2 separate regions of the Homo sapiens genome follow, and region 2 is linked to region 1. Evidence: read pairs that join two places in POLR2A ChIA-PET (ENCODE). Cell type or tissue: IMR-90. All regions are shown on one strand. Links, peaks and the distances in the headings refer to the core of each region. The heading gives the core; the rest is flanking DNA.

Region 1 (9,359 bases), core at 534-8,533:
TGACTACTTGTAATATGTATAGTCTCCATTATAAGATTATACCTGCCAACCAGCCCAGCCTGGTTATACTATGGACCTAATGTAAGATCCCCCAGGTAAATTTTTAACTTTTGGCTCTCTTTTCCTGGGCTTCACATTGACTTGTCCTCTTTCTTAAAGCTGGGCATGATTATGTACAATTGTTTGGATTATAGCTTTGGATATGCTAATATGGATTTTTGAAATTACAAAAAAATTCACCAGTTAGGTCACATTTATTCAAATTAGACTAGTTTCAAAACTCCTCAGTTTTGCCCAGTATTAGATTGTTCTACTTGCATTTCTTCAGCAAATATTTACTAAGCACCTAATGTGTAAAATACTATACCAGACACCAAGGACATAATGTTGACGTAGACATAAACTCTTGAGATTTTATAATCCAGTGCTTACAGAATAATTACCTCTATAGATGATTCATCCTATTGATTACCAATTAGGTTCTTCCTGTTTTATACTTGAAAACCTAATTCCAAATTCTGGGGCCCCATGTACTGGCTATAGAGTAAGTTATGATATTCAATGATTGAACTTGTGTTACTTGAGATATTTGTGAAACTTTAAAAATTATATTCCTTGTGAATTGAGTTACAAAGAAAGCAATTCAGACTTAAGTGTTTTCTACTAAAGGTATTTAGAATTACTGTGTTAGTTAAGAGTTTCCTTACTTGTTAAGTGGGGACAAAATAGTGAATATCATCTAGACTTCTGAGGATTAAATTGTTGATATTTGTGAGGCCCTTAAATAGTGCCTGGTAAATAGTAAGCATTCAAGTATTAAATATCATTATTATTATGTCACTGTTGTTTTGTAATTGATCTTAGCTGGTGTTGTAGAATTGAATATTTGCTTTACTGTGGTGTATGTAGTTTTTATTTTTTAAATTATACAAGGGACTTTCCAGAAAATTTACAGAATTTGGGAAAAAAAGGAAGAAATAAAAGGCACTAAAAATTTTTTAAGTCACTTTTCATTTCAGAAAATTTGTTTCAGAACTTTTCTATCTCATTTTCTAACCCACGTATCTTAGGAAAGTTAAAACTATCTTAGAAGTTTTTTAACTGCCAGTGTGTTTAATAATCATCTAGTATAAAAGTTTGCAGTACTTGTGCTTTCAAGTTTCTATGGAATAGGTGGGAATGTAAACTGGTTCAGCCATTCTGGAAAACAGTGTGGAGGTTCCTCAAAAAATTAGAAATAGAACTCTCATAGCATTCAGCAGTTTTGCTCCTGGGTATATATCTAAAGGACATTAAATCAGTATATCAAAGAGATATCTGCATTCCCATGCTTGTTGCAGCATTATTCACAAATGTCAAGATATGGAATCAACCTGTGTCTGTCAATGAAATGATGGATAAAGAAAACGTGGTTTATATACATAATGGAATATTTGTCAGTCATAAAAAGAATGAAATTCTGGCCAGGTGCAGTGGCTCACACCTGTAATCCCAGCACTTTGGGAGGCCGAGGCGGGTGGATCACGAGGTCAAGAGTTCAAGACCAGCCTGACCAATATGGTGAAACCCCGTCTCTGCTGAAAATACAAAAATTAGCCAGGCATGGTGGCGCACACCTGTGATCCCAGCTACTTGGGAGGCTGAGGCAGGAGAACCTCTTGAACCCGTGAGGCAGAAGTTGCAGTGAGCTGAGATCATCCTATTGCACTCCAGCCTAGGTGACACAGTGAGACTCTGTCCCAGAAAAAAAAAAAGGGGGCGGGGAGTGCCGGGCATGGTGGCTCACACCTGTAATCCCAGCACTCTGGGAGGCCGAGGCGGGCAGATCACGAGGTCAAGACCATCCTGGCCAACATGATGAAACCCCGTCTCTACTGAAAATACAAAAAAAATTTGCTGAGCGTGGTGGCGCGCGCCTGTAGTCCCAGCTGCTTGGGAGCTGAAGCAGGAAAATCGCTTGAACCCGAGAGGCAGAGGTTGCAGTGAGCCACTATCATGCCACTGCACTCCAGCCTGGGTGACAGAGCAAGACTCTGTCTCAAAAAAAAAAAAAAAAAAAAAAAGAAAGAAATTCTGTCATTTGCAACAATATGGATGAACTTCAAGGGCATTATGTTAAGTGAACTAAGCTAGGCACAGAAAGACAATAGTGCATGATCTCATTTATATGTGGTATCAAAAAAAATTCAGACTCATAGAAACAGAGAATAAAATGGTTGTTACCAGAGGCTGAGGAGTTGAGGGTATTGGGAAGATGTTGGTCAAAGGACACAAAATTTCACTTAGATGAGAATAAGTTTAAGAGATCTATTGTGTATCATAGTGACTATTTAAAAACACCTAATACAGGTAGATTAACAATAATGCTACTCTTAGGGAATAATATGTATTTAAACTGTTTCTATACTGTGTTTTAATAGATATCATACAACAGAATAAATTTATAAAGGGATAATGAATGGAACTGGATTAAAGATTTTAAAATAATTTCAGCGTGTTCAGAATATTCATTTTGAACTTTTAGCCAAAATAAGTAGTAGTGTATTTTCAAAATTCATTTAATCGTTCATTAGTTGCTACTTAGAATAATGTATCCTGTAAGTTTATAGTTAAATTTAAATAATCTTTTAATTAAAAAAAAGACTTAGGCAACTAATGGAATTTTAAAAGTTAGTAACTATTCGGTATACCAGCTTTCAGTAAAAGATTAACAACATGATGACTAGAAAAGCTGGAAATAAAAATTGAGATTTTCTTTACTTAAATATGGAGGTTATTTGCTTATCTAATTTTGAAGAGATTTTTTGCATGGTGGGGGATATGTTGGATGTGCGTGTATTTCTTTGGTTTTTATGAAGAAGAATTTGAAACATACACAAAAGCAGACCCGGAAATTCTCTCCAGTACCTTTATTCATTTCCTTTCTTGAAATAGTAGGTCTCATATTTCATTTGTAAATCCTAATGTTCTTATATCAGCAAAATATTTAATGGGTCTGCTTGAACTCCAATTTCTTCAATCTAAATTTTATGCTTTTTTTAACTAGAATGCTGTGGATGCATTAAAAGTTAAACATGTATCTCTTAGCTGGGTGCAGCGGCTCATGCCTGTAATCCCAGCACTTTGGGAGGCCAAGGCAGGAGGATTGCTTGAGCTCAGGAGTTCGAGACCAGCCTAAGTAACAGAGACCCAGTCTTTACTAAAAAATAAAAAAATTAGCTGGCTGTACCTGCAGTCCCGGCCGCTTGGGAGACTGAGGTGGGAGGATCCCTTCAGACCAGGCGTTTGAGGCTGCAGTGAGCTAGGAGCACATCACTGCACTCCAGCCTGGGTGACAGAGAGAGACCCCGTCTCTTTAAAAAAAAGAAAAAAAGAAAAGGAAAAAAAAGATTTACTTCTTTTATCTTGTTTATCTTATATAACCTCATTGAATTTTTAATAAAGTTAAGGATCAGATGATGCAATGCATATACACTCAACTTTTTAAATAGTAAAGAGTAAACATAGTAAAAACAGTAAAGAGTAAATACAATGGTGTATTTTTCAATATTATAGCACCCCAGAAATCCCTGGGCCATGAGGTGAATGAGTTGACATCAAGTAGATTATTGAAGCTAGAGATGGAAAATCAAAGTTTGACAAAAACCGTAGAAGAGCTTCGGACTACTGTGGATTCTGTAGAAGGCAATGCTTCCAAAATCCTGAAAATGGAAAAAGAAAATCAAAGGCTCAGTAAAAAGGTAAATTAAAATGTAGTGTTTATTTTAATGTTAAAAAAACTTGTAAAAGTGTAAATAAATAGCCCATTTATTTTCCACTTTTTAAATGCACGCTCAATGTTATTTTAACTTGTTATGAAAATTTTCAAATATACACAAATATGGTGTGAATGAACCCTATACTCATTATTCAGCTTCAGCAATTAAGAACTTACTAGCTGATCTTGGCCAGGTGCGGGGGCTCACGCCTGTAATCCCAGCACTTTGGGAGGCCAAGGCAGATGGATAACCTGAGGTCGGGAGTTTGTGACCAGCCTAGCCAACATGGTGAAACCCTGTCTCCACTAAAAGTACAAAAATTAGCCGGGTGTGGTTGTGGGCGCCGGTGATCCCAGCTACTCGGGAGGATGAGGCAGGAGAATCTCTCTCGAACCCGGGAGGTGGAGGTTGAAGTGAGCTGAGATCACGCCACTGCACTCCAGTCTGGGCCATAGAGCAAGACTCAAAATCTCAAAAAAAAAAAAAAAGAATAAGCAGGGCTAGAGGAGTTACATTTACCAGTTTCCAAATAATGAATTGGTTCTCTCATATCTTCTTGAGAGAACTAGTGAGTGAGTTTCTTTAGTGTCATTATGAACCCATGAATTTAAAAATATTTGTATTGTTTCAATCCACTGCATTTGTTTTTCTTACTGTCTCAACTCGGGCTAGTGGAAGCCTCTTTAAAAGCTGCTTTGGTCCTGAATCCTTATGACATGGCCTTAGCACTCCTTAAGAGCTTTCTTGCTTTCTGCCATGACAAAATATTCTAGGCTCATCTTGAACATTTTCTGTCCCAGACCTGGAGACAGCCATTTCTCTGAAATTAGCCCTTATTCCTTTTAGTGGGAAATGATATTTAGAGACCACAATTTAGGCATTATGAAACCTGAATCTTAATCAGACTCTGGTTGAACAGAAATATTCAGTTGTGCAAGAACAAGTGTTTTATTTTTGCATATCTTTCTGCACACATAATTCTACATAAATAGAATCCCATCATAAAAACATGCATGATTAAGAATTGTTTCTAAGAAGTTCCTAAGTGATGCTCATCCTGCTGTCCTGGAATCATGCTTTGAGAACCACTGCTTTAGATTATTCAGAGGCTCCTTAGTATTCTTGTAAGATTTTTACTGTTTAAAAATGTTTTTACATTGTCTTCAGTCCATTAACTAAATAATCTTAATAAGCGTTTGACAATATAGTGTTAAAGTAGGATGACCATTTAGAATTTAGAACAGTTTTATTTTGGTTGTCATTAAAATTGGGCCTGTAGAGTACAGTTTCTTTTTGAAATTAGCTTTGAAGTTTAATATGTAAATTCTTAGTGATTCAAGCAATTTTTGATTAATTGTAAAAATGATTTTTTTATAAACTGAATGTTTCACTTTAATCCCATTGATACAAAACAACAAATGAGTTTCAATAATTGTTATTCTTATATTTCCATCTATGTAATGTGAGAACCTGATTAATTATTCACAGCTGAAAGCTTCCTGAACTGTAAATTAATGTTGAATTGAGTTATTGGATAAGTTTTTTGACCTGATGCTTTTCATATTATTATTATTATTATCATCATTATTATTGGTAGTAGTATTTCGAGCTAGGGTCTCACTATATCACCCAGGCTGGAGTGCAGTGGTGCGATCTCAGCTCACTGCAACCTCTGCTTCTCAGGCTTAAGCAGTCCTCCCACCTCAGCCTCTCAAGTAGCTAGGACTACAGGCACAGGCCACCATGCCTGGCTAAGTTTTTTTGTTTTTTGTTTTGTTTTTGGTAGAGACATCGTTTCACTGTGTTGCCCAGGCTGGAAATATTATTGGAAGATTGTTTCTGTGTGTAGTTATTTCCATTAATGTTAAAATAGAAAAATTAAAATTGCTTTAGAGTGCTTCATTATTGACATAAGAATTTAACATTTAACTTGCAGTAGAATGTTTTATAAAGTCTTCTTGATTTTTTAAATTGCCTGGTTTGAATATGTTATATGATAATGGGAAAATCAATAGTCTTAGCATATTTTTAACTTTAATTTGCTATTTTGTACATATTAACTACCAGTATTTTTCATCTCTAAAATGCGTAATTGAAAAGAAATTTGAACCTAAAATATAAATATTAGCCCTTTTTTATGGTAGTATTTTTCTCCTTTTTTATCTTAAAGGAAGTCCTTTCTTTTTTCATTAAGCTTATACTGTACTGTTTATCATCTTTTCCTTCATGCTTTTTATATCTTCTCCTGCCTTCTTGCTCACTGAAATTCTCTGAGTATAAGTAAAATTTTACTTTACAAATCCACTCAAGCCAAGTGAATCTTTAAATAAAGTTTGTATAGTTCTCATATAGCATATTATCATTTATTGAGCTGGATTTGTCTTTGTGTTTAGAAAGTGAAATTTACCCCAAAAGATGCACAAGGATAAGAAATCATGTCTGCATATTTTATACAGCTACAGAAATTAGCATGGAATGCTACTTGAATTTCTATACTAATTTCTTAAATTTTAGCATTTGGATATTAACACTATTTTATCCTTTATTCAGCGATTATGTTTTGTTTTGACATGTTTTCACTGTTACAGAATATTTAACGTATTGTTTTGTGATTTAATTTTCTCTAGGTTGAGATTCTTGAAAATGAGATTGTTCAAGAAAAGCAAAGTCTTCAGAATTGTCAGAATTTAAGCAAGGATCTAATGAAGGAGAAAGCTCAGCTTGAAAAAACAATAGAAACACTGAGAGAAAATTCAGAGAGACAGGTTCATACATTTTTTACTAAGTAAACAATGTATTTTAAAATTTATTAGCAAAAGTTATTTAAAATATATGCAAACAAAATGTTCATATAAACATTAAAGGGAAATATTTTAGAATTTTTTTATTTTAAAGTAATTATAATTTTACCTCATTTTCTAACCTATGTGTCTTAGGAAAGTTGAAGAGAAAGCTTAGAGTTTTTTAAACTACCATTGTGCTTAATAATCATCTAGTATAAGCATTTGCAGTACTTGTGCTTTCAAGTGTCTGTGGAATAGGGCTGCCGATTCTAGAGTCCCTGAGTGGAGTTGGCCAGGAAATGGAGCTGTCCTCTGACCTACCAAAGAGGGAGAAATGTGGTGGCAACCACACTGTCTTGGATATTACCAAATTTGTTTTCAGCTCTTTAATGTTCATTCTCATTTTATGTTTGAGGAAACTGAGAACTGCATAGATTAATTGACTTATTTTTGAAATATTTATTTATTTGAGACAGGGTCCAGCTCTGTCACTCATGCTGGAGTGCAGTGGCACAATCATAGCTTACTGCAACCTCGAACACCTAGGCTCAAGCAATCCTTTCACCTTAGCTGGGACTACAGGCATGCACCACCATGCCCAGATAATTTTTTAATTTTTTTTTTTATTTTTTGGTAGAGACAAAGTATCACTATGCTCCCCAGGCTGGTCTCAAACCCCTGAGCTGAAGTGATATTCCTGCCTCAGCCTCCCGAAGTGCTAGGATTATAGGTGCCAGCCACCATGCTTGAGCATTAATTTTTTTAGAAGTTAAATTATTTGTTTATATCATCCAGGTACAGTCCTCAGACCAGCCATAAAAATGAAGGTTTCTTTAGAGATACAGAACCAAAATTCTAGACTAAGCTTCAATCTTCATTTTTCCAAGCTTGTTGAGATTATTTAACACACTAAATTTTGAGAATCATTGTATTAGATCACGCTATAAATTGGATGAATTAGTTCCCAAATGTACCCAGTGATTTTTGTGATTTTGATGCTTCCTACTTAGAATTCTTTTTGGGAATGAATACACACACATACAAACCCATATATACACATGTAATACAGCACATATTTACTGAGGACCCACTGTAGGCATTGCAAAGGTTACTTAGTAAAAGTAGAACCTTATGTTCTCAAGGAGGTATGTGTGTGTGTTACCTGTATTCCTATTTGAATTTGAAGCATGTAACTGTAAATAATCTGAAGACCATTATGATTAATAGAAAATACATTTCTCAACCGTTCCTTTAAACTGTGAACTTCCTAAAAACATGAACTTTAATGACCTCACAGTAAGTGTACACAGTGGTCTTCAGTAAATGACCTCACAGTAAGTGTACACAGTGGTCTTCAGTAAATACTTGTCAGAATTAAAAGTAAGACATGTTCTAGCACCCTTTTTTTGTTCCCCTTTTCTTGGTAGTTTTTGGAAGAGATAAACCATAGTTAGTTTTTCCTCAATTACAGCTTTTAATTATTTTCTTTTCAAATTAGATTAAGATACTGGAACAGGAAAATGAACATCTGAATCAAACAGTGTCTTCCTTAAGGCAGCGGTCCCAGATAAGTGCAGAAGCAAGAGTGAAAGACATTGAAAAAGAAAACAAAATTCTTCATGAATCTATCAAAGAAACAAGTAGCAAGCTAAGCAAGATTGAATTTGAAAAAAGACAAATTAAAAAAGAATTGGAACATTATAAAGAAAAAGGAGAACGAGCTGAAGAACTTGAAAATGAATTGCATCATCTTGAAAAAGAAAATGAATTATTACAGAAAAAAATAACTAATTTAAAAATTACTTGTGAAAAAATTGAGGCCTTAGAACAAGAAAATTCAGAGCTAGAAAGAGAAAATAGAAAATTAAAAAAAACATTGGATAGCTTTAAAAATCTGACCTTTCAGTTAGAATCCCTAGAAAAAGAGAATTCCCAACTTGATGAGGAAAACTTAGAACTGCGAAGGAATGTAGAATCTTTGAAGTGTGCAAGCATGAAAATGGCTCAGCTACAGCTAGAAAACAAAGAACTGGAAAGTGAAAAAGAGCAACTTAAGAAGGGTTTGGAGCTCCTGAAAGCATCTTTCAAGAAAACAGAACGCTTAGAAGTTAGCTACCAGGGTTTAGATATAGAAAATCAAAGACTGCAAAAAACTTTAGAGAACAGCAATAAAAAAATCCAGCAATTAGAGAGTGAACTACAAGACTTAGAGATGGAAAATCAAACATTGCAGAAAAACCTAGAAGAACTAAAAATATCTAGCAAAAGACTAGAACAGCTGGAAAAAGAAAATAAATCATTAGAGCAAGAGACTTCTCAACTGGAAAAGGATAAGAAACAATTGGAGAAGGAAAATAAGAGACTCCGACAACAAGCAGAAATTAAAGATACCACATTAGAAGAAAATAATGTGAAGATTGGAAATTTGGAAAAAGAAAACAAAACCCTATCCAAAGAAATTGGTATATATAAAGAATCTTGTGTCCGTCTGAAAGAACTAGAAAAAGAAAATAAGGAGCTTGTGAAAAGAGCAACTATTGATATAAAAACGTTGGTTACACTACGTGAGGTAAATATGTTTACCTAAATTAAGGCAAATTTTTTTTTATATTTTTAACTCAAGGTTTCTTTAAGTTTTATTGGAATCTATCAGTAATTTGCATCATTTATTTTATGGTTCAGTAGAATTTTGGAATTAGAACTAGAAATAGCTTCCAAGTTTCCTACTTTGTTAAACTAAGAAATACCTATAAATTGTATTTTTAAAAGAATTTGTAGTAATAAAGTTTCCTAGTGGTATCTGACTTATTACATTATA
Region 2 (9,359 bases), core at 1,360-9,359, 76 kb after region 1:
CCACCTAAGGTTCCTTTGTTGCCTAATAAGATACTTTCTTTGCTATACTGTACTTGTTTCTGTTATCATTTCTTTTCTTTCTTTTAAAAAATATTCAGTATAGGCCAGGCGCGGTGGCTCACGCCTGTAATCCCAGCACTTTGGGAGGCCAAGGCGGATAGATCACCTGAGGTCAGGAGTTCAAGACCAGCCTGGCCAACACGGTGAAACCCCGTCTCTACTAAAAATACAAAATAATTAGCCGGGTGTGCTGGCAGGCACCTGTAATCCCAGCGACTTGGGAGGCTGAGGCAGGAGAATCCCCTGAACCCAGCAGGTGGAGGTTGTAGTGAGCCAAGATCACGCCATTGCACTCCAGCCTGAGCGATGAGCAAAACTCCATCTCAAAAAAAAAAATTCAGTATATTCTATTTACCATGTCAGAACCATACATTTACTATGTCAGAACCATAAAATACACTTTGGGAAGATTGGTTGAAATGTAACATTTAGGCTAGGCGTGGTGGCTCACGCCTGTAATCCCAGCACTTTGGGAGGCTGAGACAGGTGGATCACCTGAGGTCAGGAGTTTGAGACTAGCCTGGCCAACATGGTAAAACCCGGTGTCTACTAAAAATACAAAAATTAGCCTGACACGGTGGCACACACCTGTAGTTCAAGCTACTTGGGAGGCTAAGGCTGGAGAAAATTGCTTGAACCCAGGAGGCAGAGGTTGCAGTGGGCTGAGATCACACCACTGAACTCCACCCTGGGCAACAGAGCGAGACTCCATCTGAAAAAAAAAAAAAAAAAAAAAAGAATGAAATGTAGCATTTAATGCCTAGTTATCTAGCAAAGATCACCCGTCCAGAGCCTTAATTTCTTTGGTCACATCAAATAACTATTATCATTTGTGAACAATTTTAAAGACTATCTAGTAGAAAATATAAATATATTTATATAATATATATGTTGTATATAAATATAAAATATAAGCATATTGTAGAAATGCCATATTATGAGATAAATCATTAAAAAAAAATTTTTTTTTTTTTTGAGACAGAGTCTCGCTCTGTCTCCCCGGCTGGAGTGCAGTGGCGTGATCTTGGCTCACTGCAACCTCTGTCTCCCGGGTTCAAGAAATTCTCCTGCCTCAGCCTCCCAAGTAGCTGGGACTACAGGCATGTGCCACCACGCCCAGGTAATTTTTTTGTATTTTTAATAGAGACGGGGTTTCACCATGTCGGTCAGGCTGGCGTCGAACTCCTGACCTCAAATGATCTGCCTGCCTTGGCCTCCCACAGTGCTGAGATTACAGGCATGAGCCACTGCGCCTGGCCAAAAATTTTAAGGCTTTGTAAAAGTTTATAATTTTGTTCAAGATAGCTTTATATGGTTAAGGTAAACGCATTGAAATAGTTCATAATTTCCATTCTTTTTTTTTTGTAATGCTGAAGAATATATGTGTCTCTCAGTATCTATGGGGCATTGGTTCCAGGACCCCCGCTGCCGCATGCCAAAATTTACAGATGTCCAAGTTCCTTATATAAAATGGCGTATATTTACATGTAACCTAAGCACATACCATTGTATACTTCATGTCATCTCTAGATTACTTATGATACCTAATACAAAGCAAATACTATGTAAACAGTATACTTTAGGGAATAATGACAAGGAAAAAGGTGTACATATTCAGTAGAGACAGAACCATCTTTTTAAAAAATTAAAAAAATTTTCGATCCACAATTGTTTGAATCCACAAATGTGGAACACATGGATACAAAGGGCTGATTAGTAATGTTTAATGATATAAAATAATATTCACAATGTATTCTTTAGTGTAAAAAGTTGTAAAACAAAATTAATATGACCTTATTTTTGTGAGTAAAATAGATAAAAGCACAAAGAAAAGAGTTGAAAATATATATATTAAAATGTTAACTAAAGTTATTTTTGAGTAGTGAGTAAAAGAAAATCTATACTGAAGAGTCTAAAAGGCTATACCCACTACTTGGAAATGTACTCTCCATTGAAAAGCAAACAGACAAACAAAAAAAACCTTAAAATGACTTTACAATTTATAGAAATAATTTTGCATATTATTGCAATGAAAACACGACCCTAGGTTATAATCAGTCATCATAGGTAGTGTCTCGTGTGCCTGAGATTCATTGTATTGGCAAGCTTGCTTTAACGACAATGAACTGTTTGTGGAATGGAACCTGGCTTATTAAACTTTGAATCAACAATATCAAGCAGAAAGCCTGGCATATGGTACTTAGGAAATGTTTCCTAAGAAGAAAACATGTTCTTCTTCATTTTTTTTTTTTTTTTCAAGACAGAGTTTTGTTCTTGTCGTCCAGGCTAGAGTGCAATGGCATGATCTCGGCTCACTGCAACCTCGACCTCCCGGGTTCAAGTGATTCTCCTGCCTCAGCCTTCTGGGTAGCTGGGATTGCAGGCGCCCGCCACCATGTCCGGCTGATTTTTGTATTTTTAGTAGAGACAGGGTTTCACGACGTTGGCCAGGCTAGTCTCGAACTCCTGACCTGAGGTGATCCGCCCACCTCGGCCTCCCAAAGTGCTGGGATTACAGGCATGAGCCACCACACCCAGCTGGAAAACATGTTCTTTTTACGTTGTTTTTGTCGTTCCTGTCCTTAAAAACTGAAAAGCAAAGCCATAGAAATGCAGTCTTGAGAGCAGAGGCAATAGAGGCCACGGGGAGGAAAAGAACTATATTACTAATGAGTTCTGTTACAGTTTTTTCTCAAAAAAACTCTTCTTTTATTCTAAGAATAATACTCAAAAGGCATTATTCAATAAATATTGGGTGTCTTCTTCCTACTATAAAGCATCTTTTTTTAGGGGGTGAGATGGGAAGATGGAAAAGTGTTAAGAGTTCAAAGACGATTCCAACTAGAGGAAGTGTGTGCAAAGTTTCAGAGCTGAGATGAGAAACCATTAGAGATGACAGGTGGGTTACAATAACAAAAGCTTGAGAGGTAGGAGTGTAGAGACTCTAAGAGTGTAAGAAATAAAGTAAGGCTGGGCATGGTGGCTCATGCCTGTAATTTCAACACTGTGGGAGGCCAAGGTGGATCACTAGATCCCGGGAGTTTGAGACTAACCTAGACAATGTGGTGAAACACCATCTCTACCAAAAAAACAAACAAAAAATTATCTGGGCATAGTGGTGCGCACCTCTAGTCCCAGCTATTAGGGAGGCTGAGGTGAGAGCATCACCTTAGCCTGGGAGGTCGAGGCTGCAATGAGCTGTGACCATACCACTGCATTCCAGCCTCCAGCCTGGATGATAGAGTGAGACCCGGTTTCAAAAAAGAAGTTTCAGGGTGTTTAACAGAAATGTTATCATTTGGAATTCGCACTTTAGAAACATTACTCTAGTTGTGATTTGGTTAGTTGATATTTCAAGAGTGAAAAAAGAGCCTTTTACAAGTTGTTATTGTATTTCAATTCTATCATAGTGGTAACATTAACAGTAATAATAATAGCTAGTATTTAGAGAGTACTTGTTATGGAATCCCATCTCTTGATGAGACTGAGATTTTTCAGGGCAGGAACCCAGTTTTACTCATTGTTGTAAGTCTAGTGAGCTAAGTGTAGTCCAGTGCTATGCATATAGTAAATATCCAATTAATATTTGCTAACTTGATTTGAATATTATTTTAAAACCTTTTTTTTTTCCCCAGGAGAAACATGAACCAGAAGCTACTGAAGTTGGAGAACTTGCTACGATTTCACACTATTTATAGGCAACTGCACAGTCTGTGTCAAAGAAGAGCATTAAGACAGTGGAGGCATGGGTTTTCATCTGCTTACCCTGTGTGGACAGCTCAACTGTGTGCCTGGCCCTGGCCAACAGATGTGCTCACTGGGGCTGCTTTATCTCAGTATAGGCTTCTAGTAACAAAAAAGGTAGTTACAGATTTCTTTTTTTTTTTTTTTGAGATGGAGTCTCACCCTGTCACCCCGGCTGGAGTGCCGTGGCGCGATCTCAGCTCACCGCAACCTACGCCTCTTGGGTTTAAGCAATTCTCCTGCCTCAGCCTCCTGAGTAGCTGGGGTTACAGGCATTAGCCACCGCACCCGCTATAGTTACAGATTTCTGTAAGTTATTTTATTACTCGGTCTAAAATGAAAGTGCCTAGAACCATGAGTACAAATCCATTTTGAGTAATTTATCATTTACAGAATATTTATTACTTAATGCAATAAAGTATTACTCCAAGCAATAGAGCTTTGTGAGAAAGGGAAGTTCCGGTTAATTGTGTGGTGCTGATGAATTTGGTTCCTTGGAAATCAGTGTAAAACAGTGAATTAAGGATACAGGATTTTAATTTTAGCTTAAGGTTTAACTACTTATGGGAGTGTTCGTTGGTAGAAATAGTAGCTATGGCCGGATGTGGTGGCTCACGCCTGTAATCCCAGCACTTTGGGAGGCCAAGGTGGGCAGATCACAAGGTCAAGAGTTCGAGACCGTCCTGGCCAACATGGTGAAACCCCATCACTACTAAAAATACAAAAATTAGGCCAGGTGTGGTGGCTCACGCCTGTAATCACGGCTCTTTGGGAGGCTAAGGCAGGCGGATCACAAGATCAAGAGTTCAAGACTAGCCTGGCCAACATGGCGAAACCCTGTTTCTACTGAAAATACAAAAATTAGCCAGGCATGGTGGCGCATGCCTGTAGTCCCAGCTACTCAGGAGGCTGAGGCAGGAGAAGCGCTTGAACCTGGGAGGTGGAGGTTTCAGTGAGCCGAAATTGTGCCACTGCACTCCAGCCTGGGCAACAGAGTTAGACTCTGTCTCAAAACAAAACAAAAAACAAAAAAAAAAAATACAAAAATTAGCTGGGCTTGGTGGTGCACACCTGTAATCCCAGCTACTGGGGAGGCTGAGGCAGGAGAATGGCTTGAACCCAGTAGGCAGAGATTGCAGTGAGCTGAGATTGTGCAACTGCACTCCAGCCTGGGTGACAGAGCAAGAGTCTGTCTCAAAAAAAAAAAAAAAAAAAGAAAAAAAAAGAAAGAAATGTAGCTATGATTGTGGTAGATATTTGAGAATAAATCTAAATTGTCACTTAAGTTTTTTCTTCCTTTTTGTTTATATGTTCTGATTTTTTTAATAGGAAGAAGGACCATGGAAATCTCAGTTATCTTCAACAAAATCTAAAAAGGTGGTAGAAGTATGGATTGGAATGACTATTGAGGAACTGGCCAGGGCAATGGAAAAAAACACAGGTGAGTCAGATATTTTTACAAAGCAAAATATGGGAATGTTGGAAGACCGGGCATTTTATTTGCAACGAGATTAAGGCATTGAAAGATTAAAAACTAGACTGGCACTTAAAAAATATATTAAGTCATTGTAATATTCTTCACTTTAAGTCATAATCCCTAGTTAGTTTCTTGACTGCCAAATGTAGTTCTCCAAGATTTTGCTTTTAATTAAAGTGGAAAAGATTTTCTTATACGAATTAAGTTTTCTTTCTCGGAAGTTTTGTGGGCTATTAGAATAAATCCAAAGAATGTTTTTAGACTGAGGGGCTATACTTATATACTTTCTCTTTTTGTTTTTCTATAATTTTCTTTTTTCTTTCTTTTTTTTTTTTTTTGGTTTTTTTTTTTGAGACAGGGTCTTGCTTTGTCCAGTATAGTGGCATGATCATGGCTCACTGCAGCCTTGGCCTCCTAGACTCAAAACAATCGTTCAGCCTCAGCCTCCTGAGTAGCTGGGACTACAGGCATGTGCCACTATGCCCAGCTAATTTTTTATTTTTTGTAGAGACAGAGTCTCACTATGTTGTCTAGGCTGGTCTTGAACTCCTGGGTGCAAGTAATCCTTCTGCCTCAACCTCCCAAAGTGCTGGGATTATAGGTATGAGCCACCACGCCTGGCCCTATAATTTTCTGATTTCCTTTTTTTCACTCTTTTTATTATTATTTTTTGAGATGGAGTTTCACTCTCGTTGCCCAGGCTGGAGTGCAGTGGCACGATCTCGGCTCCCTGCAACCTCCGCCTCCCAGGTTCAAGTGGTTCTCCTGCCTCAGCCTCCTGAGGAGCTGGGATTACAGGTGCCCACAACCACGCCCGGCTAATTTTTTTTTTTTTTAGTAGAGACGGGGTTTCACCATGTTGGCCAGGCTTGTCTCAAATTCCTGACCTCAAGTGATCTGCCTGCCTCGGCCTCCCAGAGTGATGGGATTAGGGGCGTGATCCCACCATGCCCAGCCTTTTCTCTCATTTTGACAATATCTGTAAGGCCAGCAGAGAAATACTGGTAGTAGCCAGGCACGGTGGCTCACGCCTGTAATTCCAACACTTTGGGAGGCTAGGTCAGGAGATCGAGACCATCCTGTCTAACACGGTGAAACCCCATCTCTACTAAAAATACAAAAAAAATTAGCTGGGCCTAGTGGCGGGCGCCTGTAGTCCCAGCTACTCGGGAGGCTGAGGCAGGAGAATGGCGTGAACCGTGGAGGCGGAGCTTGCAGTGAGCCGAGATCGCGCCACTGCACTCTACCCTGGACGACAGAGCGAGACTCCATCTTAAAAAAAAAAAAGAAATACTGGTAGTAATAACTACAACTTCTCATAATATTATTTTTATTTATAAATGGAGCATATTATTGTCATTTTTATATTCCTTCATTGTGATGTGCTTATTACCAATTTAGGATTTTTGAAACAAAATTTGAGTTTTCATTATAAAGTGATATTAAAATTCAGTATATGAGAAATACCCTGTTATTGTAACAAAGTGTAACAGACTCTTGGGGAAAAAAAGAATTAATAGTGACTCATATATGTTGAGCTGTCACAATGCCCTAAAGTTAGGTATCCTTATTTACAGGCTGGGAAGGTGAGGTTTAGAGAGGATAAGTAATTACCCACTATTTCCAGCTAGTTTGTGGGAGAGCCAGGATTTGAACCTAGGGAATATGGGGAATATTTGAACCTATGGAATATGGCTCCAGAGCACATGCTGTTACTCATCAACCACATTATCTTTCAATAATTATTTTGTAAATCACAGCAATGCTAAACTTCAATGTGTTTCCTGCCTGAAAGTGTTACTACTTTTTGTGCATGTACATCCTTACAAAGAGTACAAAATTGTTAGCACACTGTTTGGCTTTTTTTTTTTTTTTTTTTGAGACAGAGTTTCACTCTTGTTAACCAGGCTAGAGTGCAATGGCACTATCTCGGCTTGCTGCAACATCTGCCTCCTGGGTTCAAGCAATTCTCCTGTCTCAAGCCTCCCGAGTAGCTGGGATTACAGGCATGTGCCACCACGCCCGGCTAATTTTGTATTTTTAGTAGAGACGGAGTTTCTCCATGTTGGTCAGGCTGGTCTCGAACTCCCGACCTCAGGTGATCCGCCCACCTCGGCCTCCCAAAGTGCTGAGATTACAGGCGTGAGCCACCATCCCTGGCCTGTTTGGCATTTTTAATAATTTTGCAGATGGATTATTCAGTCATTTTATAGCTAGAAAACTTTGAAAATAAATGAATATGGCTATGTCATTCAGAATTTTTCTAAGGAAAATTATATTGGTGTGGCTTTATAAATAGTATTGATAATAGGCTTGATTTTTAAAACTTTTTTTTTGAAGCAGAGTCTTGCTCTGTCACCCAGGCTGGAGTGCAGTGGCAGGATCCTGGCTTACTGCAACTCCTGCCTCCCCAGTTCAAGCAATTCTTGTGCCTCAGCCTCCTAAGTAGCTAGGATTACAGGCATATGCCACCACACCCAGCTAATATTTGTATTTTTAGTAGAGACAGAGTTTCACTATGTGGGCCGGGCTGGTCTTGAACTCCTGACCTCAAGTGATCTGCACATCTTAGCCTTCCAAATGCTAGGATTATAGGCGTGAGCCACTGCGCCTGGCAAAACTTTTTATTATTAGCAATTATCAGACAAATATGGTAGCAGAAAGAATGGAATAAGCTTAAATGTATGCATAAGTCAGTGACAACAGATATTTTATTTTATCCATAAATACTTCAGTATGTATCTCTAAAAGATGAGGACTCCTTTTTTTTTTTTTAAACATTACCCCCTACCCCTATACACATAGAGGAACCCATAACCATAATTCTTTATTATGACTAATAAATAGAATGATTAAAATACAAATTTAGTCTCATGGAGCAGTACTCTAAACCCCAAACTGATTGTCTATGATGAAAATAAATGTGTCTATTTGAAGCTTATTTCATATTCAAATCTCTTCTGAATTAAAGATAGTTTTCATGAGGTAATTATTTTTAACTACTATATACATTAGCGATATGAGTACATTTATTCCCTCTTCTCCTGGGTCAGTTAAGTAGCTTGATGTACTATTTCTTGTTGCAATATGTTGGACACTTTTCTACATGTAAATATTTATTTAAGTCTTGGATAAAATTAAAATAGTATGTTAATACCATATGCATTTAACACAGAGGGGAAATGATTATCTCTCTGTGTAAGCTACCTCTCAAAAGTTCAGTATAATGTATTGGAAAACTAGAGTATTAGGTATTGTTACCATTATTAGAAATAGAATTGTGCTCATAATTTTTTTTTTGAACAGAGTTTCACTCTTGTTGTGCAGGCTGGAGTGCAATGGCATGATCTTAGCTCACTGCAACCTCCACCTCTCAGGTTCAAGCAATTCTCCTGCTTCAGCCTCCTGAATAGCTGGGATTACAGGTGCCTAACATGCCTGGCTAATTTTTTTTTTTTTTTTTTTTTTGAGACAGAGGCTTGCTCTGTCACCTAGTCTGGAGTGCAGTGATACGATCTCAGCTCACTGCAACATCTGTCTCCCGGGTTCAAGCAATTCTCCTGCCTCAGCCTCCCGAGTAGCTGGGACTACAGGCATGTGCCACCACGCCTGGCTAATTTCTGTATTTTTATTAGAGACGAGGTTTCAGCATGTTGGTCTGGCTGGTCTCAAACTCCTGACCTCAGGTGATCCACCCACCTTAGCCTCCCAAAGTTCTGGGATTACAGACGTGAGCTACTGCGCCCAGCCGCCTTGCTAATTTTTGTATTTTTGGTAGAGATGGGGTTTCACTATGTTGGTCAGGCTGGTCTCGAACTCCTGACCTCAGGTGATCCACCCACCTCGGCTTCCCAAAGTGGTGGGATTACAGGTGTGAGCCACTATGCCTGACCAACTCATAATTTTTGTTTTGAAATAGTTTTACAGTTCTCTGAGAGCATATTCACATAGTAAATTTGAGTTGTATCATTCTTAAAATGTGTTTCCTTGGGAAAGCATGTGGTAGAAAGATAAATAGGAAATCGTTTCTTGGCATTATTGTGGAGTACAATCAGTGGCTTGCTGGTGCTGGCTTGCA

What was found. ChIA-PET counts read pairs that join two places held together with the same protein. Peaks named below come from ENCODE experiments on the same cell type or tissue, not always from the same donor. Only the 100,000 strongest peaks of a DNase experiment are listed, where the experiment ranks them.
Region 2: POLR2A ChIA-PET joins it to region 1 with 14 read pairs; 3 of 35 experiments call an interaction of 5 or more read pairs at or near these places.

Annotation. Positions count from the first base shown.
Region 1 is chr2:55,333,845-55,343,203 of GRCh38, reverse strand. CCDC88A (coiled-coil domain containing 88A) reads left to right here. Exons shown (of 33, transcript NM_001365480.1): 13 at 3,556-3,740; 14 at 6,386-6,523; 15 at 8,040-9,110. It overlaps LOC124907768 (a long non-coding RNA gene), which reads right to left. Exons shown (of 3, transcript XR_007086323.1): 3 at 2,895-3,701. Among named protein-coding and RNA genes, the nearest start is that of MTIF2, 69 kb to the right of the region's middle. In IMR-90, for the core only: no CTCF peak of the experiment used is centred there; a DNase peak (open chromatin) is centred at 4,743; H3K27ac peaks cover 154 bases.
Region 2 is chr2:55,258,202-55,267,560 of GRCh38, reverse strand. MTIF2 (mitochondrial translational initiation factor 2) reads left to right here. Exons shown (of 16, transcript NM_002453.3): 4 at 3,696-3,921; 5 at 5,134-5,245. The coding sequence starts at 3,703. Among named protein-coding and RNA genes, the nearest start is that of MTIF2, 6.4 kb to the left of the region's middle. In IMR-90, for the core only: no CTCF peak of the experiment used is centred there; no DNase peak of the experiment used is centred there.